2 separate regions of the Homo sapiens genome follow, and region 2 is linked to region 1. The links are chromatin loops, found by intact Hi-C in ENCODE. Cell type or tissue: heart left ventricle. All regions are shown on one strand.

Evidence for each region. Peaks named below come from ENCODE experiments on the same cell type or tissue, not always from the same donor. Only the 100,000 strongest peaks of a DNase experiment are listed, where the experiment ranks them.
Region 2: a loop joins it to region 1, with 4 times the contacts of the local background. A loop is called at or near these places in 14 of 110 quality-filtered maps.

The regions. Positions count from the first base shown.
Region 1 is chr17:38,422,577-38,425,076 of GRCh38, forward strand. It overlaps a transcript of ARHGAP23 not described here. Among named protein-coding and RNA genes, the nearest start is that of ARHGAP23, 4.6 kb to the right of the region's middle. RefSeq lists an enhancer at 1,326-1,971. In heart left ventricle, a CTCF peak has its summit at 1,266 (motif pointing right); no DNase peak of the experiment used is centred here; H3K27ac peaks cover 567 bases.
Region 2 is chr17:38,583,188-38,585,687 of GRCh38, forward strand. All of the region lies in intron 1 of SRCIN1 (SRC kinase signaling inhibitor 1), which reads right to left. Among named protein-coding and RNA genes, the nearest start is that of SRCIN1, 22 kb to the right of the region's middle. In heart left ventricle, a CTCF peak has its summit at 1,350 (motif pointing left); a DNase peak (open chromatin) is centred at 1,314; H3K27me3 peaks cover 371 bases.

The DNA.
Region 1 (2,500 bases):
GGCCTCGCTGGGTGTGGCTTGCTTACCCTGCTGCCAGCTTACCCTGCTGCCAGCTCAGACAAGATGCAGCCTCTCGCTCCCGCCGTAGCCAGCTGTCCAGAGGTTTTCTGCGTAGGCCCCAGCTGCTTGGCAGATTACCAGAGCTCTTTGGCCCCAGCCTGGCCATGGGTCTTCAGCCTCCCTCCCCAAGGGGTGTTCAGGTGGGATTCTTCTCACAGGATTCCTGGGAGACCTGACACCAGGGATGAGTGGGAACTGGCATCATCTTGAGTGGACCATTGCCCCACCCTCCATCATTAAATATGGTCAGTGAGGTTCACTCTATGGGATGTCTGGGGCTGTGGCCAGCGCCTGTGCCCCACCCTCTCCCTCCTTTCTCTGACGTTTGCTAGTAGAGGGCTTTGAGGTCTAGGACAAACCCTGCCTGCCTCCCAAGACCCCTTCTTCCTCCCCTAGTCACTGGAGGCTCCTTCTTGTTTTGCTCAACACTGTGCTTGCACCACAATCTCAGCACCATCCCAGGCACCCTTTGCTGTGTTTGTTGCCCTCCGTGGAATATGGGGACGGTTCCCTCCCTACCACCCAACACAGCAGTTTGCATGTACTAGGTGCTCAATAATTTTTTTTTTTTTTTGAGACGATGTTCTGCTCTGTCACCCAGGCTGGAGTGCCGCGGCATGATCTCGACTCACTGCAGCCTCTGACTCCTGGGTTCAAGCGATTCTCCTGCTTCAGCCTCCCAAGTAGCTGAGACTACAGGCACGTGCCACCATGCCTGGCTAATTTTTTGTTTTGCTTTTTGTTTTTTTTTTTGAAACAGAGTCTCATTCTATCGCCCAGGCAAGAGTGCAGTGGCATGATCGCAGCTCAGTGTAACCTCCATCTCCCCAGTTCAAGCAATTCTCCTGCCTCAGCCTCCTGAGTAGCTGGGATTACAGGCGCACACCACCACGCCTGGCTAAGTTTTTGTATTTTTAGTAGAGATGGGATTTCACCATGTTGGCCAGGCTGGTCTCGAACTCCTGACCTCAAGTGATCTGCCCTCCTCAGCCTCCCAGAGTGCTGGGATTACAGATGTGAGCCACCGCGCCTGGCCAATAAATGTCTTTTGACTTGATTAAATGGGGCCCCTCTCGCTTTGGAGATACAAACTGTGGTGGGGGTGTTGCCTGTGGGGGACAAGTAGAGGACCTGGGGGCTGAAGCCATAAAAGTGCAAGAACCGCTGTCCCCTTTAGTCCTGCCCTGCCATCCTTCTCCACCAGGGGATGCTCTTTCTCCTTTGGTGGAAGGGCCTGAGCTGGGGCCAGGTGTAGGTGCCCGTGCCCCATAACCCACCTTTCATACATTATGGTTTTTCCTTTTCAGCTCACAGAGTTTTTCAGATTCTTTGTCAAATGTGAGCCTCAAATCAGAGGCAGGCCGAGAAGGCCTTATCGTTTTCATCTTACAGAGGGTGAAACTGAGGTTCTGAGAATATACTTGTTCTCAAAAGTCATACAGCTACTGGGGGCTGGGGCGCAGGGAGGGTGCAGCACGAATTTGAACCCAGGTCTTCAGATTCTTGATTCAGGGCTCCTTTGAGGACATCATAAACCTGGGTTCCTCCTCTGGAGCCCCACCCTCCAGATACTTTTCCTCCAGTCCGCTCATCACGCCCTCCTTGCGTCCCCTCCGGCTGTCTCTCCTTGGCACCTGCTCCTCAACCCAACAGCCTGCTGAAGTCTTCCCCACCCAAACAGACACCTGCCTTGTCCACACCCACCTGTGCTGCCTGCCTGTCGCCTGTCCCTTCCTGTTAATGCTCAGTGGGCAGATTCGACTCCCTCCTCCCTGGGGCCCCTCCTCCCTGCACAGTCTGACCCCCACACCCACTGGCCCCCGAGGCTGTTGTCTCTGCCCCACACAGTGCCACCTTCTCTGGCTGCCTGCTTCCTCCCAGTCCTTGTTGCCTCCTCCTTCTCTGCCTACCCCCAAGCCAGGGTTCCTCTCACTCTTCACTCTCCCTGGAGAATCTGAACCACACCCCTGGTCTCAGGGACTACCAGAGTCTCTAGCTCAAGCCTCTCTTTCAGAAGATGGACCCACGGTTTAAGCAGCCTGTCACCATTCCACCAGCCTCACAGCCTGCGGGTTAAGTGTATAGACCCTGGAGCCCAAATGCCTGGGTTCAAATCCTGTGTGGCCTTGGGTAAGATACTTGAGTTCTCTGGGCCTCATTTTCCTTATCCATAGAATGAGGATTGAGATCTATTTCACAGGCCTTTGTGAGGCTTAACTGGGATCTCACATACAAAGGACTTCGTGCCTGGCTTGTCCCCTCTCTCTGTGAACACCCTAGACAACCTGATATTCCAGGCCTTGGCCTTGCCCTGCACTCTTCCATTTCCTTCCTCCTGCTCACCAAATCCCAGAGCCTCTGTTGTTTGTTGCCCCTGCCCCTTGCTTTGGTACCTTTCTCCTAGAATCACTTTGCTTGCCGCCCTCCATTCCTGTTCCCG
Region 2 (2,500 bases), 160 kb after region 1:
TCTTGAGTAGCTGGGACCACAGGCACGTGCCACCATGCCCAGCTTATTTTGGTGGTCTGTTTTGTTTTGTAGAGATGGGGTTTTGCCATGTGGCCCAGGCTGGTCTCCACCTCCTGAGCTCAAGCGATCCACCCACCTCAGCCTCCCAAAGTGCTAGGATTACAGGCATGAGCCACCACACACACCCAGCCTCATTAATTTACTTACTCATTCAGTCAACAAATATCTTCCCTCTCTGAGCCTAAGAACCTAATTTGTAAAATGGGGATGTTAACGTCTAAACTCTGCCTTTGGGCACTAAGTGAGAGGCTGGCAAGACAATGGTAGAGAAAGTAGGTTGTTTTCTTTTTTTCATTTTCTGTTTTTTTTTTTTTTTTTTTTTTGAGACAGAGTTTCACTCTATGGCCCAGGCTGGAGTGCAATGGTGCGATCTCGGCTCACTGCAACCTCTGCCACCCGGGCTCAAGCAATTCTCCTGCTTCAGCCTTCTGAGTAGCTGGGATTACAGGAGCCCACAACCATGCCCAGCTAATTTTTGTATTTTTAGTAGAGACGGAGTTTCACCATGTTGGCCAGGCTGGTCTCCAACGCCTGACCTCAGGTGATCCGCCCGCCTCGGCCTCCCAAAGTGCTGGGATTACAGGCGTGAGCCACCGCGCCAGGCCAAAGTAGGTTGCTTTCAATGAAAGACATTCCTGAGCAGCGATGGGCTTGTAGCAGCCTGACCTCCCTGTTACCCCTACGCCTGTTCCAGCCATCAGCAAGTCCTCGGAGTGGCCCTGACCCCCCTCGGACCTGAGCAGCCCAGGGAAAAGACACAGGGATCGATTCCAATCTAGCAAGCGGATCCAGGCACCTGCCAGCCCTGCACAGATCAATGCGTCCTGTTCCAGGCAGGGAGGGCATGAGAGACCCGGGCTGGGGTCTTAAGCATGGCTGGGTTCTGCTGGGAGAGGGATAGGGGCATTGCGATAGAGAGAGACGGAGGCAGGGAACTCTGGGGGAAGGGAAGCAAAGCTAGGATACCCTGGTGGAGGGGCGTTGGGCCTGAAGGTTCCCCCCAACCCAGGGATGGGGTTGGGGAAACCAGAGACATAAGGGAGGGGGCTCAGGGCTTCTCTTTTCTCCAAGGAACCTCAGTGTGCAAGGCTGACTATATTTTTTGAGTCCGAGATTCAAGCCACAGGGAAGATGCCAAGAACTGGCGAAATCCAGAATCCGAATGAGGGGAAGGGCAGGGTGAGGAAGGCGGGTTCTGCCACCCTCAGCTCAGCCTGCCCCGCCTGGGAAACGCGGAAGGTGAAAGTGGCCTGAGGCTGGGGTGGCCGGGAAGTGGCGGGCGCCCCCCAGTGGCCGGCTAGGAGGACGGCACAGGTGCTTGGGAAGAGTGACGTTGTCATTTGTCCGAACAATTCCAAATTCTACGTTTATTTATCAGCCTCATTTATTTTTATCCTCCACCACATTCTTTTACATGAGATCACTGTAACTGATTATGAGAATTAAGATCCCAACATCTTAGTGACACCATCTCATAAGCCACCAAGCCGGTCCCCAACTGGCATCTTTACCCCGGATGTAACCCTCTACTCTGTCCTCTGGCTGCCCCTGGGCAACATTCACACATGATGTCATCTGCAAAGGAGGAGAACGGGGAGAGGAGAGGAGAGGGAGGGAGAAGGAAGGAGAGAGGCAAATGGACAAAGTAGAGGAAGAACGAAGCCACCAGCTCAGGAAAGGGAGAAGAGAACTCTCTGGGGCCCCTGATGTGAGTCCTCCCCAGCCCCAAACTCAAGATCTGGAAATCAGGTCCCTGTAACCCTCTCTGTGGAGATAAGGAGGCTGGACAAAACCCCTCCCTTGGGGACCTGAGAGGCTGTCACATGTGTGCCCCGACCCACTGCCTGGGCAGGGGTAGGAGCTGGGTTATAGCCCTGGCAGGAAGCGAGGGCAGGAGGCACTCAGGGTGAAGACACCAACTCACAAGCCCACAGGACATGGGGCTAGGCAGGGCAGCAGGAGAGGAGCATGGAGACAGCTGGAAGGGTGGAGGACCTGCCTGCCTTAGGCCACACCCACACACACACACAAACACACAGCATGAGGCTCCCCCAGTCCCTCCTCTGCAGCCAATGCTACAGGAGCCCAAGTCAGCCAGGAGGAGCCCCGAGGCACTGCCACCTTCGATTGTGCATGATGACTCCATCCTGCTGGGTGCCTGCTGCAGTCGGGAAGCACACGGTGTGCTTGGAGGTTGGAGGCCAGAGGACAAAGGTCAACCGGGACCAGATATGTATCAAACTAGGCAGAGGCTCTGGGAACCCGAATTAGGAGAGGGGATCCTTTGCTTCCCCTGCTAGTGAAGGAATCGGCCTCCCTGTCCCTGGGTGCCCCTGGCTCTGCCTTCCTTGTGTGCCCATACTCCTCAGTTTCTGCTGGCTGGCTGTGGGTCCTTGGATCAGAAGCCCATCTGTGTCTGTTTTCTAAAACCATCTTTTCC